Regions from separate parts of the Homo sapiens genome. Here region 1 is linked to region 2. The links are chromatin loops, found by intact Hi-C in ENCODE. Cell type or tissue: GM12878. All regions are shown on one strand. Each heading gives the region's core, and the rest is flanking DNA. Links, peaks and the distances in the headings are about the cores only.

Evidence for each region. A loop is a pair of places that touch in the nucleus more often than their neighbours do. Peaks named below come from ENCODE experiments on the same cell type or tissue, not always from the same donor. Only the 100,000 strongest peaks of a DNase experiment are listed, where the experiment ranks them.
Region 1: it touches region 2 in a loop (2.7-fold over the local background); 2 of 110 quality-filtered maps call a loop at or near these places.

The regions. Positions count from the first base shown.
Region 1 is chr13:79,061,056-79,077,327 of GRCh38, reverse strand. No RefSeq gene overlaps it. Among named protein-coding and RNA genes, the nearest start is that of LINC00331, 230 kb to the right of the region's middle. In GM12878, for the core only: no CTCF peak of the experiment used is centred there; a DNase peak (open chromatin) is centred at 6,537.
Region 2 is chr13:79,242,573-79,258,844 of GRCh38, reverse strand. No RefSeq gene overlaps it. Among named protein-coding and RNA genes, the nearest start is that of RBM26, 160 kb to the left of the region's middle. RefSeq lists enhancers at 12,490-12,569, 12,580-12,639. In GM12878, for the core only: a CTCF peak has its summit at 12,081 (motif pointing right); a DNase peak (open chromatin) is centred at 12,304.

The DNA of each region.
Region 1 (16,272 bases), core at 2,655-10,654, 180 kb after region 2:
CTTTTAAATACTGATTTTAATTTCTTTGGATATATACCAAGAAGTGGAATTGCTATATCACCTGGTAGTTCTATTTTTTTTTTTTTTGAGGAACTTTCATGCTGTTTTCCATAATGGTTATACTAATTTACATTTCCACCAACAGTGTACAGGGTTCCCTTTTTTCCACATTCTTGTCAGCACTTGTTATTATTCTTTTTTTTTATAACAGCCATTCTAACAGGTATGAGGTGACATCTCATTGTGGTTTTAATTTACATTTCCCTGGTGATTAGAGATGTTGAGCATTTTTTCATGTATCTGTTGTCTATTTGTATTTCTTCTTTTGAGAAACGTCTGTTCAGATTCTTTGCCCATTTTTAAATTAGGTTGTTTTCTTCCTGTTGAGTTGTTTGAGTTATTTATTTTGGATATGCCAGATATATGGTTTGCAAATATTTTCTCTCCTTTTGTGAGCTATCTCTTCATTTTATTGTTTTCTTTGTGGTACAGAAGCTTTTCAGTTTGATATAATTAGATTTGGCTATTTTGCTTTTGTTGCCTGTGCTTTTGCAATCCTATTCAAGAAGTCATTGCCGAGACCAATGTTGGGGAGAATTTCCCCTATGTTTTGTTTTAGTAGCTGTAGTCTTAAGTCTTATATTTAAGTCTTTTATCCATTTTGAGTTGAGTTTTGTATATAGTGTTAGGTAAGGGTCTGGTTTTATTCTGCTTGTGGATGTCCAGTTTTCCCAACATTATTTATCGAAGAGACTGTCTTTTACCTGTTGTGTACTCTTGGCATAGTTTTTCAAAAAATCAATTGACTGTAAACAGTTGTGTTTAGTTTCCTGCTTTCTCTACTGTTTTTTTGGTTGATGTGTGTGTTCTTATGCCAGTATCATGCTGTTTTGATTGCAATATATTTATAATCTATTTTAAATCCAGGTAGCATGATGCTTCCAGCTTTGTTCTTTTTGCTCAGGATTACTTTTGGTATTAAAGGTCTCTTCTTGTTCCATATTACTTTTAGGATTTATTTTTCTATTTCTGTGAAAAATGCCATTGGAATTTTGATTGGAATTGTATTGAATTTTTAGATTGCTTTAGGTAATATGAACATTTTAACAATATTAATTCTTTCAGTCCATAAACATGGAATATCTTTTTAGTTTTTGTGTTTTTCAATTTTTTCCACTAATGTTTTATAGCTTTCAGTGTACAGATCTTTCAACTCCTTGGTTAACTTTACTCCCAGTATTTTATTTTATTTTATTTTTGATGGTATTGTAAATGAGATTGTTTTCTTAATTTTTTTTTGGATTGTTCATTGTTGGTGTATAGAAATGTTACTGATTTTTGTATGTTGTTTTTATAACCTACAACTGTATTGAATTTATCTATCAATCTTAACTTTTTTGGGGGATGGAGTTTTTAGAATTTTCTGTGTATAAGATGATGTCATCAGCATCAAAGACAATTTTGCTTTTTTCATTTCCTACATGGATGTCTTTTTTTTTTTTCTTGCCTAATTCCTCTGGCTGGTACTTTCAGTACTGTGTTGAATAAATGTGGCAAGAGTGGGCATCCCTACCTTGTAGTGGGTCTTAGCAGAAAAGCTTTCAGTTATTTCCCATTTATTTGGATTTAAGCTGTATTTCAAAAATGAACTTTATTATGTTGAGAAATTTTCCTTCTATACCTAAACTGTTAAAAGTTTTTTATCAAGAAAGGATACTGAACTTTGTCAAATGCTTTTTCTGTCAGTTGAGATGATCCTATGAATTTTATGTTATTCTGTTAATGTGACATATCACATTGATTGATCTGCATATGTTAAACCAGACTTGCACACCTGGGATAAATCTCAGTTGGTCATGATGTATATTATTTTTGATGTATTATTAAATTTGGTTTCATAGTATTTCATTGAGGATTTTTGCACCAAGTTTCATCAGACGTATTAGCCTGTAGTTTTCTCTTTTTGCAGTGTCTTAGTCTGGCTTTGGTGTTATCAAGGTGATCTTGGCCTTGTAAAACATGTTTGTATATGTTTCCTCTAGCTCTATTTCTTAAGTAAAAGTTTAATAAAGTATTGGTAATACTTCTTTTTAAATGTTTGGTAGAATTCAGCTATGAAGCCATCTAATATTGGGCTTTTCTTCTTTGGAAGATTTCTAATTACTACTTCAGTGTCTTTATTTTTTTTATTGGCCTGTTCAAGCTTTCTGTTTCTTCCTGATTCAATCTTGGTAGGCTATATTTTTCTAGCAATTTATTCATTTTTTTTAGATCATTCATCTTTTTGCCATATGATTGTTTATAACAGTCTCTTATGATCTGTTTAATTTCTGAGACATCTCTGTTGTAATATCTTTACTTTTACTTCTGATTTCATTTATTTGAGTCTTTATTGCATTGTATTTAGTCTAGCTGGAGGTTTGTCAATTTTGTTTATGTTTTAAAAAATAATCCTGCTTTTATTATGTTTTCTATTTTTCTTTATTTGATTTATTTCTGTTCTGATTTTTATTATTTTATTCCTTCTGCTACTCTGAGTTTAGTTTGTTCTTTTTTTATTTTAAAATCTCCTTGAGGCATAATTGTAGGCTATTTACTTGGAAACATTCTTCTTTTTTAAGGTAGGCATTTATTGCTGTAAACTTCCTGTTTAGAACTGCTTTTGCTACATCCCATAGGTTTTGTTAAGTTGTGATTCCATTGTTATATGTCTCAAGATATTTTTAAATTTCCCTTTTGATTTATTCCTTGACCAATTGATTGTTCAGGAGCATATTTGATTTCCACATATTTGTAAATTTTCTAAGATTCCTCCTGTGGTTATTGATTTCTAGTTTTATATCATTGTGATGAGAAACAATACCAGATGTTATTTGAATCTTTTTGAATTTTTTAAGACTAGTCTTATGATCTAACATATGGTATATCCTGGGGAATGTTCCATCTGAGCCAGAGAAGAATGTAAATCCTATTGCTATCGGATGGCAAGTTCTATATATGTCCGTTAGGTTTATTTGGTGTAAAATGCAGTTGATGTAAATATTTTGTTGTTAACTTTCTGTCTGGTTGATCTATCCATTTTTGAAAGTGGGGAAGTTTCATACTACAATTGTATTTGCTATCTATCTCTCCTCTCATGTTCATTAATGTTTCTTTTTCCTTTTTATATTTAGGTTCTGATGTTGGATGCATATATATTTACAATTGTTATGTCCTATTGATAAGTTGACCCCTTTATCATTAAATAATGACCTTCTTTGTCTCTTTTTGCCAATTTTTGACTTAGTCTATTTTACCTGATGTAAGTATAACTACTCTTGCTCTTTTGTTACTGTTTACATGGAGTATCTTCTTCTATCCCTTCACTTTCAGCCTATGTGTGTCCTTAAAGCTAAGCTAGATCTCTTGTAGGCAGCATATAGTTGGATATTATTATTTTTTCTTTAATTTTTCAACTCTTTCTTTTATTTTTCAACTCTTGGCAGAATTGGTTATTAACATTAAAGCATAGTTTTTGTTAGTTTAACACTGTCTATAGAAAATGGCATCTCACTGTTTTCACATGTATTCTTTTTTTCTTACTATCCTGGTCACTTTATGTGTTTTGGTTGCAGAGTTTAATCCATTTCCATTTAAGGTTATTATTTATAAGTAAGAATTTAGTCCCGCCATTTTGTTGTTTTCTAGTTGTTTTGTAAATCTTTTTGTTCCTTTCTTTCTTTGTTGTGTACATTTTGTGTTTGGTGTTTTGCTATAGTGCTAAGCTTTTATTTCTTTCTCTTTCTTGTTCATGTATCCATTGTGGCTTTTTTCTTTGTGATTACCATAAGGCATACATGATGCTTAGTTTTGAACAACAACAATAAGTGCTGCCTGATGGCAGCAGCTATGTATTCTTGGCTTCCTTTACTGCTATCATGAAGGGCAATGTAGAAAGTCACTCAATAACTGCTTGTTAAATCTACTTTGCCTTTGTCAGGTATTCACTGCTATAATTATACCGGAATTAATTTCAAATCTATACATTTTCTTTCTTTTGTATTAAAAAAATTTTTTTGAGACAGGGTCGTGCCCTGTCATCCAGGCTGGAGTACAGTGGTGTGATCATAGTTCACTGCAGCCTCAACCTCCCAAGCTCAAGAAAATCTCCCACCTCAGCCTCCCAAGTAGCTGGGACACAGGCACACACTACCAGGCCCAACTAATTTTCTATTTTAGTTTTAGTAGAGATGGGGTCTCTTATGTTGCCCATGCTGGTCTCAAACTCCTGGGCTTAAGTGATCCTCCTGCCTTGGCCTCCCAAAGTGCTGGGATTACAGTCATGAGCCACTATGCCCAGCCTGGATTTTTTTTTGTTTTGTTTTTTAGATCAAGTTCCATGAGTGGGATTTACCATTTTTATGGCTCTTGGTACATTTTGTTAAGTAGATTTCTAAGAGTTGCATTAATACTATGATAACAATGTATAAATATAATACTTTTGTTGCACTCTTGGCAGAATTGGCTATTAACATTAAAGCATAGTTTTTGTTAGTTTAACACTGTCTATAGAAAATGGCATCTCACTGTTTTAACGTGTATTCTTTTTTTCTTACTATCCTGGTTTAACACTTCCCTTTTTTATTTACAATTTGTTTTCTGTGAATCATCTCTTAGTTATCTAAGACTTTTGGCTATTTATCTAATGATTTCTTAGTTTTTTTTTTTTTTTTTTTTTTTTTTTTTTTTTTTTGAGATGGAGTCTCACTCTGTCACCCAGGCTGGAGTGCAGTGGCGCCATCTCGGCTCACTGCAAGCTCTGCCTCCCGGGTTCACGCCATTCTGCCTTAGCCTCCCAAGTAGCTGGGACTACAGGCTCCTGCCACCACACCCAGCTAATTTTTTTTTTTTTTGTATTTTTAATAGACATGGGATTTCACCGTGTTAGACAGGATGGTCTCGATCTCCTGACCTTGTGATCTGCCTGCCTCAGCCTCCCAAAGTGCTGGGATTACAGGTGTGAGCCACTGTTCCCAGCCTGTTAATATTTTTCTTAACAAGTTTAATGATTTCTTCATATAGTAAATGTATTATACTTTTTATTGCTCTTATTTACTGTAAACATCTTTTACTGTATGTTGTTTGCATTCTTATTTAGGCTTTGTTTACTTGCATCAAAGTTTTCTCATTTTGTATGTAGCCAAATAAATTGATTTTTTTTCTGGTAAGTTTTGTCCCCTTCTGTCTTCAAGACTTAAGACATAATCACAATTAGCTATTTTTAAAAATAAATTAGATTGAGTCCAGAGATGTTCGAAAATATAGTGGAGAAAGTCTAACAACATAGTTGAAAATGAAATTATGATAATTTACCTCTTTGTATGTTACACCATTCTTTTATTTTAATGAATTAGGTAAACTCCCTTCCTGAATACCCACTGTGAGAACAGACCTAGTTGGTGGGATATAAACGGAGGAGAAGTTCATCTCTGCCACTAACTTCCCTTTTGTTCTCATTCATTTTGTAACATATGGTTAAGTTGTCCTATAGTATCAATCTATCACATCATCTCATAAAATAATATCTGAAATTTTGGCCTGGACATTGAAATATTTCTTTTATTGTTGCCTCTATATAATGTTTTAATTGTATATCCATTGCCTAATGCCAAGTGAACATTGTCCAATATTCATTTTTTAAACATTTATTGAGCTTCTACCATGAACCAGCAATGTTGAAAATAACCAAAAGCAATCCCTATCTTCAAGGAGCTCATAGTGCAGTCAGCTCATTCCTCCTAGAATATTCTCTGTATTCTGCTTCTGGAAACTTGCTCCATTTTCTCAGTATACTTAAATATTCCTATATCTTAAATATTCCTTCACAGCAGTACCTATTTTTTTTAAGGCTCCCATTCAAATCCTATTTTATCTAGTAAACTTTCTATGTTAACGACACCCATGTTGGCAAGAATGATGTTTTATCTCTATTATAACATTTCATTTTTATGAGCTTCATAATAAAGTTATTGATATATCCCTCTGTCTCCTCCACAAGACTTTGACATTTATGACAATAGCAGTTTGATCTTATTCAACTTTGATACCTCCTCATGCATAGCAAGGTTTGTACTCATGGTAGGAAATGAGTAAATATTTGTAGGTTTTTTTTTTTCTGTTCATTGAAAGGTCAAAATTCAAGATTATAATCAACTCCTCCAATATTGAGTCACAATTACCATGATTTTTGCCATTCTTCAATTTGTTTATTTATTGGCACTGTAGAGATGCTGTGCTTTCCACAGGACTCAAATTTAGTATCCAGTAGGTGTTCAATAAGTTTTCTTCACTGAAAATCTGAAAGGGTGGCAGTAAATCCGTGTACAGAATCTGCAATAACATTTGTTATCCACTTAGTTTTTCATATATTTCTGTATTCTTGCAATTAAAAAAAAAGGGCACAAAATTTAGTCAATGGATGCTTGATAAACCAGTTTTTTGGTTGAAAATCTTGCTTTAGTACCATGCCAAGTGTTAATTTACATAACTTCCTGTTTTTGTCATTTGCTAAAAAGGTTTCTTTCACAACTGCCAAGTGACAAAGGGGTTTCAGCTCTTTCCATTACGTTTTAATAAAACATCCTGTAGTACAGATCCCCTTTACCTGGTTCATCTGGGAGTTGTTTGGAAGAGATCCATTTATTTTACTTAAAGTTTGTTACATGCTTCCATTTCGGTGGCAAATCCCAGGGTACCGTTATGGCCCAGAAAGGTTGGTGTTCATTTGGTTAGAGACTTATGAAAGATTACTATTTGCTGTCAGTGTCAGAATGTGTCATAACAGGGGTCCTCCTTTTATTTTTACTTGGTAACCCCATGAATGAAGACAATCTGGTGTTTCTAATGAAAGTGACTTTTATAAACAAGTCATCCCCTACTGCTTGCTTGACAAAATACCAAGGCCAATCCTAGGGAAGATTGGGAAACTGAGAAAGTTTGCTTTTATTCCTTGCCTATCATTGTTTTCAGAGCCACTTTGTCATCTTAGAAATCATCCCTTGTTGTGTGACTTGCCTATTCCTTCCATCTGTGTCCTTTTATCCAGGCTTTATCTCTGACATTTATTCTAGAGACACCTCTCTATCCTCTTCCACTTTCCTCAGCTCCTGCCACCTTAATAGGAAGGTAAATAGGAAGTGTTTCTGATCTGTTACTATGACTCTGGCACTGCACTAAGCACCTGATATGTATTATCTCATCAATCCTTAAAGCTATCCCATGAGTTGGCTATTATTATCAGCATCATTTTTCAAATGAAATAACTAAGTCTTAGTTTGAAAGATTTGCCCAAGATCACACAGCAAGTGTGGCAGATGGTAATTTTTACAGATGATCACAGCCCCACCATTTCTCATCCTGCATGTTCTTCCATAATGTGACCTTGCCACTCTGCCCATAAAGGGTTTGGGTCTGTGTCCCTTCCTTCTTTTGAATCTAGGTGGGTTTATGATGACTCCTCCTAAAGAAATCTGGCTGATGTCCTGTGGACTTCTACACCTGGAAGATAAGAGGCACAGTAGCTTCTGCCTTGGTCACTGAAACACTTGTGCTTGAAGCTCTGAGCTGCAAAGTGAGAACTCTAATTACCCTGAGATGGCTACATTGTGTCGAAGTCAAATAACATGGGGAGGTCACATGTAGATGCTCTGGCTGGCAATCCTAGCCTTTGAGTCATTTCATCTCCAGTGCGAAACATGCGACCATGAATGAAGCTGTCTTGGACCTTCCAGATCAGCTCACCCACCAGCTGAGAATCACCAAGTGACCTTAATCAGTGCTACAAAGGGCAAAAGTATCAATGAGATGAACACTTCCACAAATTCCTAACTCACAGAATCTGCAAGAAAAAAAATCATTGAGTTTTGGGGTATTCTGTTACATAGCAAAAGTAACTGGAACAGCTAGTAAGTTGTAGAACCTGAATGGGAGCTGGGCATTCTGACTCCAGAGTTCTCACACTTCATCCCTAAAGATGAACAGTCCCACAATAATCTATGACACGAGTGTTTGCATATAACAGGATCTTGCCTTAACTGCAAGGGCTCAATTTCTAATGGCAAAATTTCTGGCACCAATGGAAAGGTTGATGGTGTCCTCACATCAAATCAAGGTGCTCATTATCTATTTCACACTAGAAAGACATTAGCCCTGATCATTGAATACTTTGTATAATTTATTTACTACTTATTAGAAAACACATTTTCAACTTTTTATTGGAATGTAACACACATATAGAAAAAAGCACAAATCATAGGTGTATCATTTAATAAATCATCATAAAGTTAATTCTCCCATGTAATCACCACCCAAGCAATAAATAGAAGGGAATAAGGAGTTGTCCCTTCATTGCTATAAGGGTTCTTCTATATAGCAACTTATTTGTTGCTTTACACTACCATAAATTTAGAAAATGAGTAATAAAATGTGGTAGACTTCTTTATGTAAGAAGCAAATTGAATATTATAGAATTAGCTTTGGGTTTGGTGGCATCTATTTGGCTCCACAGGGACTTTTATTCTTATTTCAAAGTTTGCAGACATGTTGGCCCCCATTTAGTCCCACTACCTACTTGGCTACTGGCTCTCCACAAAATGATGTGCTCAAATAGAGCTAAGTTTGCACATATACTTTGCATGTTTATGACCATCTGTGTCAATCATGATTTTCTGTCTTAGAACACCTTACTCCCCCTTCTTGGCCCTTGTAATGCTACTCCTCCATTCCTACCTCTGGAAGATCTTCCCTGACCTCTCACTGCCCCCTACCCCAACCCTCACCGCTCCCAAGGACTCCAGGGTAATGTAGTACTGCTCTCTTCAGGACTTCCTGACCATATTTGATTATCTCAGTTATGATGTTTTTCTCACTGTCTTGCAATTATTTGTACACATTTCTGCCTGCCAAAGAAATTGTGAGCTCCTAAAAGGCAGGACTTACCTAGCATATTTCCTGCCACATTGCAGGAATCAAAACATATTTACTGAGCCACCTGGGTAACTATAGATGATTATGTCCTTTAAATAAATAAACCACAGATTAAAGGATAAACATTAGGTAATGAGAACCTCAACTCAAGCAATTTTTTAGAGATATTTTACAACTTTAAAGTCTGCTCAATGTAATCAATTAAAATATCAGACTAAATGTTACTTACAACACAAATGCAAAACTATCTTCTAACACAGATCAAACATTAATTTGGTAAAAAGCTCTGTAACAATGAGAATATTTTTTCCTTTGATATGTAACAGTGTATGTCTCAGTTTCATCAACTCTTCAGAATAAAAAGTATAAGTATATTTAAATGAGGTTATGTTTCCTTTGGTATTGAAATTATAATGATTTTGAGCCTCCATTTCCCAGTATAGATAGCCAAGATATTTCTCCATGTCTCACAGTCTCCTCTGAAGACAATTAATTATTCCTTCAGCCTTGGGCCCACAGATACAGATTTCCTGTCAGCTACTGATTCCCTCTTATTCTCCCTCTACCTCTATCTCTGTCTGACTCTCTCTGTAACTCTCTGTCTCCCTCTCTCTGTCTCTGTTTACCTCTGTCTCTCTGTTTTCTTCTGTCTCTTTCTGTCTGTCCCTGTCTGTCTGTCTCTCTGTCTCTCTTCCTTGCTCCCTTTCTTTCCCTATTTCTCTTTCCTTCTGTTGCTACCTCCATCCCTCCCAGACTCCCAGAACAGGCACAGAGAAGACTCAATCCATAATGAGAAAAATAACATTTCTCTGAAGAAAGCATAACTTGCAGAGATCCAACGTTGTCTACACCAAGGCAATTTTATATGTTATACCCAGAGCAGTTTAGCTCTTTGTAGCTGCTAGCCTCAAATAGTTCTACTTCAGAAGAGGGTCTTTATATTTAAAAACTGAAAGGGCTATTAGGTTGATTTTCCCAGAACACAAGCAAAACCCTGCTCTCGAAACAGCATTCAAAGTGTATTAAATGTTGCTTTTAAAAGCAAAAATTTTCCAGATACTTTAATATTTAAATATCTTTTCGGGCTTAGTTTTAACAATAGCCCCCCAATTCCTTGTGGGAGAAGAGTGAAATAGTGTATAACATGTCCATTCCTAGGATACTGTTTTCTCTTGCATGAAATTCTCTCTAGACTATCACCAGGTCATATTAAAGGAAGAATATAAACAAATCCCTCGGCGATTTTGTCAGAAACTTGCATTGAATTAAAATTTTAGTAAATCAATTTTTTTCTTGGCATGGAGAAGAAATTTCATCTACATGAAAAATGAAACATCAATCTACTGGGGAAATGTACGTTACAAAAACAAATTAAAATCAAGAAGTTGTAAGACAGGTTCAGTGTCAACGCTCAGATCCCTGAGTGCATTTTGCCTGGACAGAAAACTTCTCAGAGTGGATCTTAGGATTCTTTCCAGATAAGCAGCATTCTCTTCCCTAAATCTCTACATATGGTTGAGGATCAAAGTCAATGCTCAGCGGAGACTTGTGATCTGAATACCACCATTTTCTGGTAATAAATAATTCCTTATTTAGATCAGAAATATAATAGAACAAAAAGGTTAGAACTGCTGAGCTCTATAATCTGACACAAAGGAAAACCTCATTCTTCAAATTGTTGCTCACCCGTCTTTTAGATGAAGCTTGAAAGATTTTGTTTGCAAAAAGCTGTTGAGAGGTTAGAAGGTCATCCTTAGCTACAAAGCTCCTTAGGGTTTTCAAAGTACTTAACCATTCCCTGAAGGTGCCCTTTCCCTGGGCAGTGTTCAAAGCCTCCCTAGAAGATTCTTCAATATTTCTCTTTCCAAAGTCAAACTAGGCTCATTGTTTAGAGGAAATGGATTCAGGTGAGTGTCTTTGAACTGCATTTTGAATGGACTATGAAGTCAAGTGGCCTTAAACAAACACATATGAGCAATTTGCGGCTAAAAAAAGGATTTTAAAATGTTACCTATCTCGACGAGGGAAAGGTGGTTGAGGGGAGGTGTTTTATGTCAGTTAAAAAGCAAACATGCCTTCCTGGTAGATCTGAATTTCAAGGTTCTATCTTGTATTTTTCATGTATAGTTTGATTTTGAGATATAGGCCAACACTGCCTTTTTGAAGTATTGCTATTTAATTTGTGGGAGATCTTACATTCTAATAGCTACATGGACAGAGTAGAGGTTTAAAGCAATATCAGGATTAATCAGGCCAAAAGATCCACTGCTATCAAATAACTAATTAGTAAATAATTATTGAGCACAAACTATGTGTAAGGCAATAGTGTATTTTGTGACCTTGTTTCTCTAGATCAAAGTTTAATTCTATACTTTCCAAGGCTTGTTCTAAGAAAGATATGCCTCATTTCTATAATTAGAGGCAAACTGGTCCGATTTATTCATGAGTCAGTTTTCACAGGGTTGAGGCAGAGTCATGATTAGTGTTTATCCTGCAGCGCTTGTAGGCCACAAGGAATGCCTCTTCTGTGAAATGATATAATTCAGAAAAGCTTTGTCCTTCCCTCTGTTGCTCTAATCAGAGTTGTCACATATACTTTAGAGTCCTAGGTGTTAGAAGTGAAAGGGATATATGTAATTGACAAAAAGTGAATTTTAAAGGAATTCCTATTTGTACTTTTAGCAATTGCAGAAAATGAAGGAAATTCTTTTACCATCCCAAGAGGCCCAGATATCATCTAAAAGTGCTTATTTAACTATTTTCAACTTTTCCCGTACTTCCAAGCAGATTTTACTTCACATATATAAAGTATGGGCAATGTGTGTGCACACTCACATGTTTGCACACACGAACACACACACTTATTCTCAATGCTTGCCTTGGAGGCAGGAGATGGCAGGAAACATCAGGGACTGGTTGTAGACTTATCAAGCTGGAGATCATTTGTTCCAACTGTCATTTTGTTCAGGAAACTCAAGACTGATTTGTGCAAAAGCAGTTAGTTACCTCAGGGGTAGAACTAAAACCAGAACCTAGATACACTGACTCCTTATTAAATTTTATTTTTCTCTACTTCTTCTCATTAAAATCCAATTCACACAAAAGGTAAAGATCAAAGGCAAAGACAAGCAAGAGTCTATTGATAGTTTCCTCCAACTTGAGATTTCAGCAGTACAATTTTGGATAAATTTAAAAAATGTTGATTCCACCTGTGCTTCTCACCTGCTGGAAGCCAAAAGAATGATAAGCAACGTATTAACAGGTTGCACAGCTGAGCACTAACCAATCAGAATGAATGCTGACAGAGCTGGGAGGGAAGTCTTGGCAACCATTTAATCTGCAGATCCCATTATTCTTTACCTCCTACCATGTTGCTTTATATTCCTTGCCTAGTTCTAGATGACCTCTGTAGAGTTGCACTGAACCTGTAGCCTCTAGGACAAGGGCTATGAAACCGTTTCTCACTTTCCCTAGATCACGTTCCCCATGGTATTGGAGTTGGCAGTCATTGCCCCATACCTGAAGTTTCTGGTATGGGTCTTATACTAAACTGCTCATCACCCAGAACCATGGCACTGCCTTATCATAATACTGTCATGAGGACTTTGCTGTCTTATCACAATACTATCTGAGTACTTTGCTGAAGACTTTTTCCCATCTGTTTCATTGAACTTCATTTTCCCCACCTTCACCATGGCTACAAATCTACTATGACTGAAGTTCTTGAACTACTCTGGTACCCTCATGGGGGCCTGCCGCTATCCCTCCCACTCTCAATCCTTCACCTGACAACCCCCGTATTCCTGTCATGCCAAATCTTAGCCTCCCTCAGTCAGAATCTGCCTAAGTTCTAACTCAGTGTTTAAGGACTTCATGTGCCTTTATTCTAATTTGCCTGTGAGAGATAAATGGGTGGAGATTATATTTCATTTGGTGGTAATTCCTCACATGTTATGTCCAATCTGTATTTGTATCTTGACCAGAAATAACTTTAAAAAACTGTGTTGATATCTAACTCAAATATCTGTTATTTGCAGACTGGGTAAACAGAGTTAATTGTTACATATTTCTTCATGGAATACTATTAACATATACCTAAGAATAAATGAGTTACAGCTGCCTCTAACAACAGGGATCAATTTCACAAACATAATAATGCTGGGTAGAGGAAGCCAGACTCAAGATAATACCCGTTGTACGTTTTCACTTAAATAAAGTTAAAAAACAGACAAAACTAATCTATGGTGTTAGAAGTAAAGATAGTGGTTACTTTTCAGGGGAAGAAGAGAGAAGGGATTAGGTGGTTGCTTGAGGGGGGATTCTGGGGGCTGGCAATGTTCTTTCTTGCCCTGGATAGTGATCACATGGGGTAGTTCACTTTATGATACTTTATCAAGTCAAACACTTATGATTTATGTATTTTTGAATGTGATTTACACTTCCACAAAAAGTTGAGAAATGTGTATTTTCTAGTCAATGGGAAATAAAAATAAATTATATTCATTATTCAGTGACCAGGGCTAATGTTTCTCAATTGTGAGACAAATAACGAGTACTTTGATTTAATCTAAGGAACCTATCAGCACTTTCACTGGTGTTAGAAATTTCACTATTAGAAAGTTGTCCTCATGGTTAAAGCAAAATCCTGGTATATGCAAATAGCGGTAGAAAGTGTGTCACAGGTTATTGTGGGTTTGTTCATCCTTAAAGTGTAGGGATGAAGTGTGAGAACTCTGGAGTCAGAATGCCCAGTTCACATTTAGGTTCTACCACTTATTAGCTATTCCAGTAGTTCCGACACACACACTGTCTGATGATCCTTTGAGGAAGAGCCAATAAGATCGGATTTGTTTTTTGTCTGAAAATTCCCCAATGTAAGCAAAATATCTGGTAGTAAGACCCATATTTTTGTTGTAGATGAGAAAAGAACCATGATTTTATCTCACCTCCTTTTCCCGGTGGTTTGGGAAACCCTATCAGTGAATTTGATTCATAACAATATGTACAAAAGTTCAATATTTGTGTGGGTGAAGTTATAGTCAATAATCTGTCCATTTCTCCTGTGTCAAGTTGCAAGTGTGTGACAAAAGGCAGAAACACCATTAAGTGCACCTCAATTTTATAAAGAGACAAATTTCACCATGTCATTCATAATTTAAATAATAATAATAGCTAATCGAGGGCCACAAAATTACACAGAGACTATCAACCCAGCATGAATTTTCCATGTGATTAAATCCCTTCACATATTTCTATTTAAAGCCTTTGATCACTTTTAAACTTAATACTATGTTAAAACATGCACAGGCATTTTGAAATATGCTTGGCCAAGGGTGGTGGCTCACACCTGTAATCCCAGCACATGGGGAGGCCGAGGTGGGCGGATCATGAGGTCGGGAGATCGAGACCATCCCGGCCAACATGGTGAAATCTCGTCTCTACTAAAATACAAAAAAATTAGCCAGGCATGATGGTGTGCGCCTGTAGTTCCAGCTACTCGGGAGGCCGAGGCAGGAGAATCGCTTGAACCCGGGAGACGGAGGTTGCAGTGAGCCAAGACTGTGCCACTGCATTCCAGCCTGGTGACAGAGCGAGACTCCATTAAAAAAAGAAAGAGAAAGAAATATGCTTGAGTTTGTAGCCTGCTTTCTCTCAAAACAAAAGCAAATCAAACCAAGTTTGTTGAAGTTATTGCTTAGAAATTTTCTTCTAAAACTTCCTCATGGGTAAAAACGAATATAGGGTAGTAAAATTTGTATCTGAAAGCGGTTTTTATAGTTTTTTCTTTCTATTTCATTTGTTTTTGCTATAGGTTAGATAGTACAGAAATGTTGGGAGTAAAGAAAATAGAAACGCCATTTTCCTACTCCCCTCCAGAGGCAGTCAAGATCGTGTAGGAATGAGAGCTACGGGAATGGAAAGGACTTCGGATTAATGAGCTGAGAGAAAATAAGGAGAAAACATGACTGAGAATCATACTAGTCAAAAAAACAGTTAAAATATATCATAAAAAGGTATTTCTTTAAAATAGCTTTTTCTAATTTAAAAAATAATACATGTTCATCTTAAACTTATTTATAAAATGCAGGGAACTATAAAGAAGAAAATAAAAGTCACTGACAGTCCTATTGAGTTAACCACTGGTGACATTTGGTGGTATTTTCTTTTCATTTTTTTTCTTCACTTCTGTATACAAAATATATGTGTCCTTTACTGAAATAAAGTCAGTCCATATACAGTTTTTTTAATTCTGCTATTTTCACTACACATATCATGAGCATTTTCTCCCTTTGTTTAAACATTTTTAAAAAATTTTTTTTGCTGTATTTTATTCAGTTCTATGGCATTTTAGAATTTGATCTTTTCCTATACATATAACTTATCAAGTAAAGGGAGTCTTCCATTTGGAATACATTACTTAGTCAGTGGCATCTAATTAATAAACGTACTTCACTGAAGTAATGTTTTTCTATGGCAGAACTCATGGGGTTTCTATAGACCCGTTCTGAGGGGGAATTGCTGGTAGGGATGCAAGTGACTCCATAGGCTGCGGATGAAACTAACTGAGCCTGCATGGTGGTGACCCAGATCTTAATTCTCTCTGATGGGATGGATAAGTCTTATCTGCTCTATTTCAAACCTCAAAATCTTTCTTCAGAGCACCCTGGTTTATCTATATTCCAATTGTTTCTTTTCAAACTCCCATGATGAAATAAACCCTACACCTGCAGTTTTTTAGTTTACTTTCTTCCCTCATTCAGACAAACTCTCCAAATCCTACCTCAATCTAAACAGTTTCTCAAATCCAAGAAATCACTGTGAATTTTGCTAGAATGAAGATCTTAAACCTTTCTTTCCCATCACACAAACTCAGTTTCCTCTTGATGTTTACAGTGCAAATGTTTGCTAGCTTTATGTATTTCTCTAGGCTTTTCCTTTGTGTGATTTTAAATCTTCTACCTTTGCTGAATCAACAAAGTCAGGGTCTACGTAACATATAGTGGGCAGATCTGTGCTAGAATTAAAACACTGCTCTGCATTGGTGTGTATGTGTGTGTGCGTGTGTGTGTGTGTGCGTGTGTGTGTGCGTGTTCACACATGCGCAGGCCAAAAGCTTCCCTTTAGGTTCTTTCCCCCATATTTTTTCTCAAATATTCTTTACAGCTATAGTTTCACACATTATCTTTGGGCTCAAATGCATTCTGGGAAGTCCTCTCTTTGTTGAAACTAAGCAGGGGTGAAGCTAGAGGTAAAAGTGGGCATTGACCTAGGAGCTAAGTTTGTTTGTGTGTTATTTTTATCTATTTA
Region 2 (16,272 bases), core at 7,174-15,173:
ATACAGCTGAAAGGCTGTATGAAATGAATTTCATGGCTTTCCTTTCAAAAAAAAAAAAAAGCATTTATCCATTGGTGCTTCCCCCTTTTTCTCTATTATGCCTGCATGTGTGGCATCCCCAGCCATGGCTTAACACAGAAGCGGCAGGGCAGGAAGTGAGAAACACATGTGGGCTGAGGCAAGGTGCTGTCAGGTTGCACAATGTCAAGCTGGATGGAGCCCACATAGAAATGGTCACTGCAGCAGCAGCCAAAATAAAAGATAGGTAGAGCAAGAGATTCTGAAGAAGTATACACAATAGGTTCAGTATATACAAAAGTATAAGTAAGCAAACGAAAGTAAACAAATAACATAAACCCCAAAACGTCAAGAAGCACTACGAATGGGGCAAATACAAATAAAAAAGACTGCAAAAACAAGTCCAACCATATCAATCATAGAGTAAAGAAAAATAGATTAAACATACTAGTTAAAGACAGGAGTGATCAGATTAGTTTAAAAACATTCTAGCTAACATCTGAAGTATAAAGGCATAGAATCATTTAAAGGATGGAAAAACATATACCAATCAAATGTTAACCAACACAAAGGTTGTAGAGATGTATCATTATCAGACAGGTTAGGCTTTAAGACAGAAAGTGTTATTATTATATTTTCCCTCTTTTTCTTGTAAGTGTTTGTGCCATGGGTTGTTACATTTACAACAAAATGGCAAATCCTTCATAGACAGGATTCTATTGGTTTAACCTAACAGCATATGGCAATTTACATATAAACTGCTTTATGACTGGAATAACAAAAATGTCAGGACAAATAGGAATGTAGAAAGTCACTAAATAATAATAAAATACTGAAATCACCGGGAAGATACAGCAACTCTAAGCTTGTATATCTCTAATGAAATATTTTAAGTATATGAAGCAGACAAAAGTGTAGAACCACAGGAAGATAAGACCACCATAAGTAGGGAAAAACTCATTTCATCTGTCTCAATTATCGTAATATCTAAGAGGAAAGACTAATGAAGATATAAATATTTGAACAACACAATAAACAAGTTTGATCAAACAGAGATCTGCACCTAGCTCTTAAGGAATAACATTCTTAAGCACACGGGGGATGTTTACAAAAAATGATCATAAACTAGATTGAAAAGCAGGTCTCAACAGATCTCAAAGAATTGGTATTATATACACTGATCAATCACTTACATTTCCTATATCTTCAAAAGTTCTGGGGCCTTCTGGTAAACCTCTGAGCAACAGCTACTGTGTGTGTTAACTCCATATGGAGAGACTTCAGTAGTGCCTGAATGAATTTACAATCTTAGGTTAGTGGTGTATGGGGAAGGAACAAATAGGGTTTGTTGCAAGCTGAATTATGAGCTGACAAACTACTTCCAATAATGCCTAGATGTAAATATGTATACTTCTGTTGCAGAAAATGCAAAGAAGGAATTGGAATTGAAGCAACTAGGCAAGGGCTGAAAAGAATTCAGTTAATCAGCAGCTGTAGGAGCCCAGCTTCTAGTTAAGGGTAGTTACTGGAAATCTAGCCGAACCCAGGTGAAGAGATGTTTAGTTTATTAGAACAGAATGAAAAATTTTTAGATGTTGAACTATGTCAGAAGAGGTCAGATTATATGAGTTAATGTGAAACTAACCAACTCTGCAATGGCTGTTTCATGCTGTGTCTACAACTTAAGGCCATTTCTTCCAGGTAGTAGATGCAATATGTACAGCCACATACAATTTTAATTTTCTGGATAATATCCTCAGTTTGGTTCTTTTCAGTGCTTTTTCTTATTGCCCAATCTGTATAGTTGATGCAGCCCTTTAGTTTCTACTTCTTTATTTTTCAGTATTTAACCTAGGTGATATGACATTAGATTGACACATGTACACATCACAAATCTCCTTTGATTATTCTTCCTTTAGGGAGGGCTGATAATTCTGGAGATAGGAAATATTAAGTGCTGGTTGGACACTAAACTTTACTACTGACATTACCTATTAAGTATCTCTAAAAGAAATAATAAAATGGCAGCTTTTTAGAGGCCACTTGTGACTCATAAAATATGGGTTAAAACATCCCATTTTATTATAACTTTAGTTCTGTAATTATTACTATAAGTGATAGAACAGTTCAGGACACTCAAGAAATCAGCTCTCTCAACTCCTACAAAGAGCTACAGGCACTCTGGAAATAATTCAGATCCTATATTTGTAGACTATCTCTAAAAGACTAAAAAATAGCCTGATTAAATAAAAAAATAGAGCTAAAAAGTAGAAAAAAATAAAAGATAAACTCTGAATAAAGTAAAGCAATAAAAATTATGTTGATAACTTAGATCTGCAGAATCCCTGAGCCCAAACAAACCTGCTCTTAACCCTGCTTCAACCCTTAGGGAGAACCCCAGGAGATCTGCTCAATGACTCCATACCTTTATTTGCTCATTCAGAAAATGGGGCATAATCATTGTATATAATGAATTTTGTGTTGTGGGGACTAAGTGAGCTGATGTATGTAAATACATTAGCACCGGTTCTGACAAAGAGCAAGTGTTCTATAAATGTTAGTTAATATTAATTATTATTATTGTTTTATCACGCTTAATAATCATCATTTTCTTACACACAATCCATTAGATTTTCTTGTGGGATCGTGTATTAGTCCCTTCTTGCACTGCTATGAATGAATTACCCACTGAGACTGGGTAATTTATAAAGAAACGAGGTTTAATTGGCTCCTGGTTCTGTAGGCTATACAAGGAAGCACAGCAGCATCCGCTTCTGGGGAGGCCTCAGGGAGCTTTTACTCATAGTGGAAGGCAAAGTGGAAGCAGGCATGTTACATGGCAGGAACAGGACTAAGAAAGCAGGGAGTTTGGAGGGAGGTGCCACACCACACGCTTTTTAAATAACTAGATTTCACAAGAACTCACTTTTGTGATGATAGCACCAAGGTGGGATGGTGTTAAACCATGACAAACCGCCCCCATGATCCAATTACCTCTCACAAAGGCACCACCTCCAGCATTGGGGATTACATTTTAAAATGAGATTTGGGTGGGGACACAGATCCAAACCGTATCAGATAGCTGATGCCTTCTATTTTTTTCCCACCCTAATATGGGTTTGAACTAGTAATGACAATTGACTTGTCATGGTAAAAGCCTGCTCTCACTGACTCTAACCAGGAGTGAATGGGAAGAGAGTACATCTGACTTGTTAGTTTTCACAAATACCTTGTGAATCCTCGCTATCTTTAAAGCATTGCTCTTCTAGTTGTAAGAATAAATCATGGTCCCTGATTTCAAGAATTTATGGTGCAATATAGTGCACAGACACAGATACAGTCATACAATAGGGAGAACTAAAAAAAGGTTGCATGGGGAGGGAAAGGGTGCCTGGATTAAGATTCAGATTTAAATTAAACCAATATTTAACCAATGAGCTACTGGATTTCAGGCACTTCTCTCAGCATTCACTGCTGTTTCATACTGAACCAATCACCCACAGCTCTAAATTGGAACATTAGTTATTGTGATATGCAGTAATCACTTTGAAATCCCATTGCAATAGTGTTATTTAAGATAGTTCTGTCTGTGTTTGAAGTCAGGAGAAAAGACAAAAGGCTCAAAAAGAGTTTTCATGGCTGATTATTAGAGTTTCCTTTCTCGGTTCCTCCCAGGTCTTGTATGATAATCCATTCAATCGTTTACTTCATCAACTAATTCAACAAACATTTATTAAGCTCCTATTATGTGCCCAAAATTGTGCTAGGCACTGGGGATTCAAAGATGAGTAAGCTACATTCCCCAGGCTCAAGAGTCTCACAGTTTAGTGAACAAAAACAACAGTATAGCAACAGGTATATTACTATGTTATGTAATAAATTCTATTATTGAGGAATGGAGTAGTGATGTACGTATGATTTTCCTAGAATTAGTCCTAGTGTGTCTCTGGGAAAAATGAAAAGTTTGTGAAGCATATCTTTGGGCCCATCAGTGCCCTGGACAGTTCTGTAATCTTTGATTTTCTACTCTACTCACTCTAGGCCCTTACCCTGAATACCATGCCCAAGGCACATGTTCTCTTTTTATTTGTCATCTAATCCATCCCTAAAGAAATATTGATTATTCCTGGCTTCATATTTCTTCCCTTTCAGGATTAGAGTTTCAAGAGGGACATCTTGAAGAACCAACCATTTAAGTACAAAATGAGGGATGAATGTGAGAAAGGCCTTTAGTTAGGGTGCCTGCCGAGGGGCTCCACCAATCTCATCATACAGGTTCCTGTGCTATATGGTGAAAAAAAACATGGATTTTTTAAAGACAGGATCTCAGTCTGTTGCCCAGGTTGGAGTGCAGTGGCATGACTACTGTGAGACCAGAGTGAGACTCTTTAAGTAAGCCTGGCTAATTTTTTTTTTTTTTGAGATGGAGTCTTGCTCTGTCACCCAGGCTGGAGTGTAGTGGTGCGATCTCAGCTCACTGCAACCTCTACCTCCTGGGTTCAAGCGATTCTCCTGCCTCAGCTTCCCGAGTAGCTGGGACTACAGGTGCGTGCCACCACCCCCGGCTAATCTTTTATTTTTAGTAGAGACGGGGTTTCACCATGTTGGCCAGGCTGGTCTCGAACTCCTGACCTCAGGTGATTCACCCGCCTCAGGCTCCCAAAATGCTGGGGTTACAGGTGTGAGCCACTGTGCCCGGCCGCCTGGCTAATTTTTAAAAAAATTTTGTAAAGACAGAGTCTCTCTATGTTGCCCAGGCTGGTCTCAAACTCCCGAGCTCAAGTCATCTGCTGGCCTCAGCCTCCCAAAGTGCTGGGATTATAGGCATGAGCTACCGCACCTTCCGAAAAACAATGGATCTTGCAGATTGAGAGATCTGAATTTTAATTCTTGCTCCCACATACACTGGTGGTCTTGGGCAAGTTATTTAGCTTCCTTGAGGCTGTTTCCTTATTATTAAAAGAGAATAAGTGACATTTCAGGTACCTATTGTACAAATCAAATTGAGGTCAGTATATCTAAATTACCTGATGCAATGTATGTTGCAGATATTAATAACAAATTACAATGGGGAGAGACCAACAATAGATAAGACTAATAACTAAAATGTAGAATGTTAGGGTAATGAAGGCTATGGAGGGGAAAAAATGGCAGGGAAAAGAGGAAGGCAATTTTAGGGGTGATTTGCGACTTTAAATGGGATGGCCAGGGAAGACCTTACTCAAAAGGGGCTGTTTGAATAAAGCTGTGAAAGAAGTGAGGGACTGACTCACTTAGAAATCTGTAGGAAGAGAGTTCCAGGCAGAGGGAAAGAACAGTGAAAAGCCTGGTGTATCTTAAAATATACAAGGACACAAGTGTGGCTGGAGGGAAGGAGCTGTGTGTGGAGGAAAGAAGGTGGGACCCAGCGGGAGATGAAGACAGAGGAGAGATGTAGAGATGCAGGGTGTGGGATGGTGCAGATTGCTCACATCTTTATTGGGTCATTACAAAAGTTTGGCTTTTACTCTTAGAGAGACAGGAAGCTTTTGGAGATTCTTGTGGAAAAGAGCAATGTGATCAGACTTACATTTTTAAATAATCTCTCAAGAGGGATAAATAATGTGATGAAACAAGCATCATCAAGTGTTAACGATAGAATCTAGGTTGTGGATATACGTATTCACTGTAAAAAATTTTTCAGTCTCGGCACAGTGGCTCATGTCTATAATCCCAGAACTTTGGGAGGCCAAGGCAGGCGGATCATGAGGTCAGGAGTTCAAGACAAGCCTGGCCAACATGGTGAAACCCCATCTCTACTAAAATTACACAAATTAGCTGGGCACGGTGGTGGGTGCCTGTAATCCCAGCTACCTGGGAGGCTGAGGCAGGAGAATTGCTTGAACCTGGGAGGCTGAGGTTGCAGTGAGCCGAGATCATGCCACTGCACTCCAGCACAGGCAACACAGCGAGACTCCGTCTCAAAAAAAAAAAAAAAAAAAAATTAATTCAGCTTTACTGTAAGTCTGAAAACATTCATAATAAAATGTTGGGGGGGAAAAGATTCATTCTGATTGATGGTGTGAGAAGAGGCTGAAGGGGTCAAAGGTAGAGCAGGGAGAACGGATGTGGAGGCTAATAGGATAATCCAGGGGAAAGCTGGTGGCTTGGAGATAGCGGTGGTACTGGAGGTGGAGACAGGGTTTTGAGTCTGCTGTTGTTTGGAGGGACAGCCAGGAGGATTTCATAGCAGATTGGTTGCAGGGTATGAGAAAGAGAGGGGTCAAGCTTGACATCAAGTTCTTTGGCCTGGACAGATGTAGTTACCCGTCCTAGACAATGGCCAGGCTGCTGTATTCCATGCTTCGATTTTAGAAGGGCCCTTGCCCCACTGTAAAGCAGGTGAATGTGTCTCTGTGTCCTCCTTTCCCAAGGACTTTCCTTGTCCTCCCCAGACCCAGGCTGTCACCCTGTGTGGCTTCTCCTAGCCTGACCCCTTTATGATGCTCATTGCATGCTTCCATCCAAGCCTTGGTATTGCTATGGAGTAGAAATAGAGCTAAACTTGGAGTCAGAAGACCATGCCTCAGATACATTGCCGAACTTTTCAGAATCCCAGTTTTCTCTTTCATAAAACAAAGCTAAAAATGCCCATCAAGAGTATGGTGGAAGTGAGAAAACAAGTGATTGAACATTGAACTTGAAGAGAATCTTGTGCATTTACTCTTTCCTGCTCTGTTTTCTTCACATGTCATTCCCCACTGAAATTTGCCCATTTTGGATCTCATTACCCTGAAGGTCCTGGATTTGTTGGAAAGTTCCGTGTAATTCCTGGAGTTCTATGGTGACGTTGTCAAGTACAAAGCGCTGGCCTAGGAGCTACGACATGGGAGTTCCAAGCCTGCTCTTTCTCGCACGAGCTGAGTGAGTGACTTTCACAAGTTGCTTCAACCTTCTGCAACTCAGTTTTGTTGTCTTGATATTCTCTGAGGCGCCTCCTTTCCAGATAGTGCCTATTAGGTGCTTCCTTGCAGAAATGTCATTTAATTCTCACAGTGACTCTATAAAGTAAATACTTTCTGATTCTGGAGACAATTTTCCCACTTGTTTGATCTAAACCAGGGCTCCCCAACCCCCAGGCTGCAGACACGTACCGGTCTGTGACTTGTTAGGAACTGGGCTGCATAGGAGGAGGTGAGCTGCGAGCACACATTACTGCCTGAGCTCCCACTCTGTCAGATCCACTGCGGCATTAGATTCTCACAGAAGCACGTGCTTTCTTGTGAACTGCGCATGCGAGGGATCTAGGTTGCTTGTTCCTTATGAGAATCTAATGCTTGATGATCTGAGATGGAATAGTTTCATCCCCAAACCATCCCCCCGCCAATCCCCCATCATGGAAAAATTGTCTTCCATAAAACCAATCCCTGGTGCCAAAAAGGTTGGGGACTGCTGGTCTAAACCATTTTGGATTCTAAAGGTAACATTTTCAGTTCACTGTGTCTATGCTTGAGATGTATTTAATCCTACATTAACAGATATTTATTGAATGCTTAGCCTGGGAGAGGAGGGAGGTGGGCCTTGAGAGCCCCTCAAAGTCATGCTCCTCCAGCTGTTCCTCCTATGAAGAGTCACTCTTTGTAGCCAGAGTGTGAAGAGCTGGGAACGTGTTTATAGCCAGGACTAAGAGCTGGTCATGGACTCTGAAACAAGAGGAAACTAAAAGTAATGAGTTCTTTGATCCTTGAAGAGGTTCCCTTAAAGTTGGGATGAACCCTGGCTGAAAAGAATGTTTCTAAAAGAGATTCAGGGTTTCTCTTCCAAAGATTTGAAGACTTTTGTAAATTATTACAGTCATTTGAGATTGTTTAAAACTTCCTTGTTGGGACAGAGGGAAATGGATGATGAGCTCTCATGCCTCCAAAGGTGTTTTACAAGTTACAGTATCACTGTGATGCTGTTCTAAGAACGGCCACTTCTAAATTCTTCTTTCTAAGCTCAAATAGAAGAAAGTTCTCCCTTCACTTCTCTTGTCCACATGTGAAATGAATAATGCCTGTTTCCTGTCATTCTGTTATTAACTTCATTCTCAGTAAAGGGAAGCAGGCCCAGTGGCCACTGGAAAAGAAGAAAACCCAAGAAATACTTGAAAGCTTACGTTTCTACCCTATTAACAAGGCCAACTCTAGGGTGGGGGAAGTGGTTTTATTTTTATGGTAATTTAGCTAGCAACTATGTGAGGTTGGCTTGCGTTTTTATTGTTGGTTTTATTTTAGTCTGCACGACCAGTTGGATCATTTAAGAACCTCAAAAGTTGCCAAACGTTGCATTTTCATATCTACCAGCATAGATGGATTTAATAATTGAATGCTGAAACTCAATTGTAGAGATAATTTGTGAACTCTTAATTTGTTTATCAAAAATATAGGTAGAGTGCAATGACAGAATTTTTTTTGAGGGGGAGGGTGGGATCAAGCTTGAAGATGCAGTTACATTACTCTGCAGCTCTACCCTGAGCACAAGTACACGAATATGAGATCTGTTATATTAGTACTGTGTTAATAGTGTCATTGGCATTTTAAACACCAGAAATATCAAAGCAAAACTAAATTCCTGAAAGTAAAGAGTAATTGAGGCCAGGTGCAGTGGCTCACACCTGTAATCCCAGCACTTTGGGAGGCCGAGGCGGGCGGATCATGAGGTCAAGAGATCGAGACCATCCTTGCCAACATGGTGAAACCTGTCTTTACTAAAAATACAAAAAATTAGTTGGGCGTGGTGTCGGGCGCCTGTAATCCCAGCTACTCGAGAGGCTGAGGCTGGAGAATCACTTGAACCTGGGAGGCAGAGGTTGCAGTGAGCCGAGATCATGCCACTGCACTCCAGCCTGGCAACAGAGCGAGACTCCGTTTCAAAAAAAAAAGAATAATTGAAAAGTTAAAAATTAATATATTATCTAACCATTTTTTTTGCCACTGCTGTGTGACACTATTTTTATAGCTTTATTGAGGTATAATGAACATACCATGAACTGTATGTATTGAAAATGTACACTTCGATGAGTTTTGACTTATGTACACACCCATGAAACCATCACCACAATCAAGATATGTGAATGTATCTACATTTCTAAAAGTTTCCTTGTGAACCTTTGTAATCTATCTTTTACTCCCCTCCCTAACCTCCCTCTTCTTCCCAAGGCAACAACTGGTCTGCATGGCGTCACTATAGTTTAGTTTGCATTTTATCAGATTTTATATAAATGGAATAATATAATATGTGGGTTTTTTTTTCTATCTTCTTTCATTCAGCTCATTATTTTTGTTTGTTTTTTAGATAGTTCAGACAATAAGAAAGTACATTATTTTGAGTTAATTTATGTTGTTGCACATAGCAACATTCTTATTCTTTTTTAAATTTGAATCTTTTTTTATGGTGGAGTAGCAATGCATTATATGGATATAGGACAATTTATTTATTCATTCCTCAGTTGAGGGACATTTGAGTTGTTTTCAGTTTTGGCTATTACACATAGAGCTGCTAGGAACATTCCTTTACAAGTCTTTGCTTTCATTTGTCTTAGGTAAATGCCTAAGAATGAAATCTCTGAGTTGTATGGCATGTATATGTTTACCTTTAAAACTGTCAAAGTGTTTTTCAAATTTATTGTACAATTTTATATTTCCTCCATCAGTATATAAAAGTTCTAGTAGCACCACATCCTCCCCAGCACTTGGTGTGGAGAGTCTTTTTAATTTTAGCCATTCTAAAAAAAGTAACGTTTGGGGCTGGGCATGGTGGCTCATGCCTGTAATCCCAGCACTTTCGGAGGCCGAAGTGGCTGGATCACGAGGTCAAGAGATGGAGACCATCCTGGCCAACATGGTCAAACAATGTCTCTATGAAAAATACAAAAATTAGCTGGGCATGGTGGTGCACACCTGTAATCCCAGCTATTCAGGAGGCTAAGGTAGGAGAATCACTTGAACCTGGGAGGTGGAGGTTGCAGTGGGCCAAGATCACGCCACTGCAATTCAGCCTGGTGACAGAGTGAGACTCCAACTAAAAAAAAAAAAAAAAAAAGTAATGTTTGGAAATGTAGCGAGATCTCATTGTAGTTTTAATTTGTATTTCCCTAATGCCTAATAATATTGGGCAACTTTTGATGTACTTGCCATCTGTATATCTTCTTTGATCGAATATCTGTTCAAGTCTTTTTCTCATTTTAAACAGTGGGTTGTCTTCTAATTGAATTGTAAGAGTTCTTCGTACGTTCTAGATACAAGTTTTTTTTTCTTATATATGCTTTGCAAATATTTCTTCCCAGTCTGAGGCTTGCCCTTTATTTTCATCACAATGTCTTTAGAAGAACAAAATTTTAATTGATGAAGTCCAATTTATTATTTTGTCTTACAGTGTGTGCTTTTTTGTGTCATATTTAAGAAAACCTTGGGCTGGGTGTAGTGGCTCACCCCTGTAATCCCAGCACTTTGGGAGCCTGAGGTGAGTGGATGACAAGGTCAAGAGTTCAAGACCAGCCTGACCAACATGGTAAAACCCCGTCTCTAATAAAAATACAAAAGTTAGCCAGGCATGGTGGTGTGCGCCTGTAATCTCAGCAACTAGGTAGGCTGAGGCAGGAGAATCGCTTGAACCTGGGAGGCGGAGGTTGCAGTGAGCCGAGATCGTGCCATTGCACTCCAGCCTGGGCGACAGAGTGAGACTCCATCTGGAAAAAAAAAAAAAGGAAACCTTGCCAAGCCCAAGGTCACTAGATGTATTCTGTGTTCTTTTAGAATTTTTGTGGTTTTTAACCACTACATTTAGGTCTGTAGTCCATTTTTAATTAAATTTTGTACTACAAACTATTGCTTAGCAAAATTTTAAGGAGACCTAAATAAATGGAAAGCTATACCGTGTTCATGGATTGGAAGACTCAGTACTGTTAAGATGGCAATTTTCCCCAAATTGATTTATAAATTAAACACAAGCCCAATTAAAATCCCTGCAGCCTTTTTTGTAGAAATTGACAAGCTTATTTTAAAATTTATATGGTAGTAGAAAGTACCCAAAATAGACAAAAAAACTTTAAAAAGTACAAATGTGGATGACTTACAGTGTTAAGTCAGTGTAAATCTTACATTATCTGATATCAAGGCTTACTATAAAGCTATAGTGATCAAGAAAATGTGGAATTGGTGTATGGATGAATAGATTAATGGAACAGAATATAAAATCTAGAAATAAACACACATTTAGTCAACTGCTGTTTGACAAATGTGGCAAGGCAATTTAATGGGGAAAATATAATCTTTTCAACAAGTGGTGCTAGAACAATGAGATATTTATAGGCAATAAAATGAACCTTGATACTGTGAACATTTTAAGGAAACATTATCAAGGACCTAATAAAATATCATGATTTGAGTAGGATTTTCAAAGAACAAGTAAGTGATTAGAAATAAATTCTCCACTGAAAAATTAAAAAATTTGTATTATCATCAACCAACTGAGGAAAATTCATATAAATATCAATATTTATCAATGGTAATCATACAAATATTATATAAAAATTCATATAAATATCAATATTTGTCAATGGTAATCAATATTGACAGGTATGGTTCATCAGTGTCTGGTTTGCCTTCTATGCAAAAAAAATGCGATTCCATTTCAATATACAGAAAATAGGAACAGCCAAATAGAGTCATATATTCTATCATTCTGTTTACATAGGCAAAGCAATTTATAAACACATTTAAAAAAATGATGAATAAAGATCAACATTAGGTTGTTTTTAAACAGCTTGATAAATCAGTAAAACAAATAAAACCTCTGTTTTATTATATTTATCTATTTTGCATTCAGATGGAGTTTATAGTAGCAAACACAAAATTGGGACATGAATGTGAAAGATTTACTAGTTTAAAAGAAATTTATTTGTGCTCTGTCCCCTTAATACTACTTATATTTAAATCTCTATTCTCTAGCTGTTATCACTGTTTCATAACAAAATAATGCAAAACTTTTCATTCTTTCTCCCATTTAAACTAACTGCAGGTTTGTTAGGGGCCTTGCTGCTTTCCACGCCAGTAGATGGCATTCTTATTCTTGTTTTTATTTTAATAGTCTTAGGTTCATGATAAATGTAATGCTGTGTACTGTATACCGGACCCACATTTGGTTCTGGTTCCCACAGTCCAAGTTCAGGTTGACCAGTTTCGGATGCACATGGAAAGGAGAGGAACATACTCAAGAGAAGGATAAAAGCGCAATACTTGGCAAACTGAGATGTGTCCAAAAACTGTTGCTTATTTCTTTTTCACTTTGGTGTGTATTTCCAGTCGAGTGAGTGTGGAAGGTTTTGGCAGAGGGGAGGACTGAAACTTGATCATTCAGTGTCTCCGTCGTTTCTAATGGGTTAACTTTCCCACTTCTAGGGCGATGACTCAGGCTTTCAGGCTGTCTCTACTCCTTGTTCCCCTATGCGAGATGGCTGCTGAGCACAGGGGATCGGTGACCTGGTAGTAACAGTGTGGAGTCTGGGTGTGTGTGCTGGCCATTTTGGAGATGTTTCCTGTTCACCTGGACACAGTGGACCTGATGTCTTTCCTGCTGTGATCTATTCTCTTAGCAATGTCATGGGTTCCTCCCCTGGCTCTGTGGGTGCTGCAGTGTGCAGATCTCAGCCACAGACTCCATCCTGCTCTGGTCTGACCATCCACCCCAGAGCCTCTGCTTCAGGGTCATCCTCTCAACAGGACCATTTGTGGTTAACCATCTGGCTTGCTACTCTCAGCTGCCACATGACTCTCTCACTGAGAATACCTGTGAATATCTGGTTTCCTTCCACATCTTCCACGTGAAACTTGGGAATCTCAGGGCCACCAAATTTGGCTTCCTGCCTATGTGTACCCCTCTGCCATTCCTATTTTACTGTGATTACCAAGTTCTGAGCGGGAGCAAAATGCAAAGTGGTATCTCTTCCCAGGGTTCTAAATGGAAAAGAGGCTCAAAAGCCCCTGCCTCAACCTTCCATCTCTCTGGGATGGCTATATATTCACCAGGTCTTCAGGAACCAGACATGTCTCTCCACCTACTCTCTCCCTTCAAATTTTCGTCTCCTTCTCCCACACCCAGAAAGGGCAATTCTTCCCATCATGTCTGTTGAGAACTTCCCTTAAGTTCTTTTTCTGCCATACAGATGATCTTTGCCCTAGATCAGTGTTCTCAACGTTGTCGTACCCAAGGCTCCACTTTCATATGACAAATATTTTGAATACCTCTTTGACAGCAAGTGTCAAAACTATGCCCTAACTTTATTATAAGGGAGAAATAAAAGGGAAGGAATTTGTTCTAAAAAGATGTTTGCCCCATATGTAGAATCACTATGAATCCTACAGCCACAAATGCAGACTGATGTAAATGTCTCATTGCTGACTCGAATATCATGAGTGGACCGACTTTCCAAAACTGTGAACCCTTTTGACAAAAATCTGAACATAAAGTATGATATTCCCTTGATTTACTTTGCAGTTATCATCCTGGGAAGTCAATAATGCAATCTTTTTTTTGCTTGTTGACATAAATAATACTATTGTTTATATGTAAAACTAAGCTAGATAATTATAAACATACCTTCATCAATGTCATGACGTTTTGTGGGAACTGGAATAATTATTCCTTGTGTAGGACTATCTTGTATATTGCAAGACACACAGTGCCTCTGCCTCCTGTCAACTAAATGCCACTAGTGTCCCCAGTCATTGTGACAACTAACCCCAATCTAATTTCCAAAACCTCCCCTAAGGGGCAGTAGCATTCCCATTGAGAACGCTTGTTCTAGGCAGTACCTTCCCATAAAATAAGTTTATAATCTCTCCCAGGTCCACCCATCACATATTTGGCAACACTTTGCAAAATGAGCCTTTTGTTCATACAGCACTTTCAGATCATCCCAACATCTATGCTGTGGGACTTCTTGGTACAAGTTCCTCGGTTATTGATACATCTGGGGACTTCCAAATTTCTCAGACTTTTGTTTGAAAACCATAGTACCATACTGCCTTCTGTTCTTGTCTTTGCCCATATTTCTATTGAACTATTTTGTCATTGATTGAATTAACTGAATACCTCTCGATTAGGAAATATAAGGAAAATAAAGAACCAGAGAGATCAAGTGACTCACAGAGTCCCAGTGATGGAAACTCAGTAGACCAGGACCAGAGGCCCTATCTTCTATCTAGAGATTTCCTACTATGTCATGTTATTATTGCCTTATAAATTAATTCTTGGCCAGTTGTGGTGGCTCAATCCCAGCACTTTGGGAGGTGGAGGCAGGTGGATCGCTTGACCCCAGGAGTTCAAAATCAGCCTGGGCAATATAGCTAAACCCCGTCTCTACCAAAAAAATACAAACATTAGTTGGGCGTGGTTATGCACCCTGTAGTCCCAACTACTCAGGAGGCTGAGGCAGGAAGATCTCCTGAGCCTGGGAGGTGGGGGTTGTAATGATCTGAGATCACGCCACTGCACTCCAGCTTGACTGACAGAGCTAGACCCTATCTCAAAACAAATAAACAAACAAACAGAATACCAAAATTTTATTATTTGCCTTATTATTTGGAAATCAGTGTCCAAATATATATATTTTTGATTATTATTATTATTTTGAGATAGAGTCTCAGTCTGTCGCCCAGGCTGGAGTGCAGTGGCACAATCTCGGCTCACTGCAACCTCCGCCTCCTGGGTTCAAGCGAATTTCCTGCCTCAGCCTCCTGAGTAGCTGGGATTATAGGCATGTGCCACCACACCCAGCTAATTTTTATATTTTAGTAGTGATGGGGTTTCACCATGTTGGTCAGGCTGGTCTCGAACACCTGACCTTGCGATCCACCTTCCTTGGCCTCCCAAAGTGCTGGGATTACAGGCCTGAGCCACTGTGTAAATCAACACAGTAGGATCTGCTTGTGCCTGGGTGAAGGTACCCATTGAGTTTCTCAACCTGTAGACCTATAAAGTAGGGACCCCACTAATGCTACAGCCACCTCACAAGGCCCAGCCAAGGAAGTCTTTCAATTATACATATAGCTCCTTTTTGGACCCAAGGTACCTCATTGACTTTACTGAGTTTCCTATACTGTATTTAACCATTTTTATAGTCAGGGTTTGTTTACTGTATTGTCTGATTTGTTTGTTTTTTAATGTGAAAGTTTCCATTGCTTAGGTTTCCAGTTGCTGACTTGGAACAATCCATTTGCCTGGAACCAGATATTATAATAAAGTGAATCAAACATATTAAAAAAATGGAAACAGTTTAACCTTCTTCTCTTGATGTAGCAAGCCCTGTTTAAAAGGAAGGAAATTCGTTTTTCTGTACAAAATTAAAAAATAATTTCTTTGTCAAGGGAAAATTTTATGATCCAATTCCCCCAATTTGAGTACTTCTGATCTACCTAAATGTTACCCTTTGTAAATCAAGAAAAGTATGTTAGGTGTAATAGTTGAGTTGTGAATGATAAAATCTGCATGTGTATTAGGGAGGGAATGCATACGTAGAAATTGGCTTAACAAGGTGTGGAGCCTTGTGCACATTTATGTCTGAAATCCATATCAAGCCCTTAACAGGCAAGATTCTTTAATATAAATGAGAAATAGGCTTTATCTTGCCATAATGACCTGCAGCCTCTTAGACATGACTCTCTACAGACCGATCACTCCACAGAAAGGTTGGCCAGCTCACTGAAGCCATTATCTTTTATTTATGCAGATCAGATTGTGACAATCCTTGGAATTCTTTGTTTTATCTCTCTCTCTCTCTTTAATCCTCTTGATACGGTTTTTTCTTTCTGTTTCTATATGGGCAACTCCCCAAACAAGCATTTTCATGACTTCCCAAGTCATTGAATGAAAATATTAGAGCATAATTTGGTTAGCTTGTATTATTACACAAAGAAAAGAAAATTGTTTTAATTTTGGAGGCTACTAGATAAAGGGAGAAGGGAAAATTCCCTAATTTTTTAAGCCACACAGGGAGCTATGTACTGTGCCAACATAGTAACCAGCACCAAATCCCAATAGTTTACATTTTCATTATTTAATATGCCCTCTAGAGTTTTGGATGTGGCTCAGAAATTTTTTTAAAACAAATTTCTTACATATGACCTTAATTTCAATGAGTATGCTTTAAAAAGCTGTAGCTTTCTTCCTTTTACATTTCCCATTAGTCAATATCAGCTACATATTCATGGCTGAGAACCTAAATAGCATACTTTT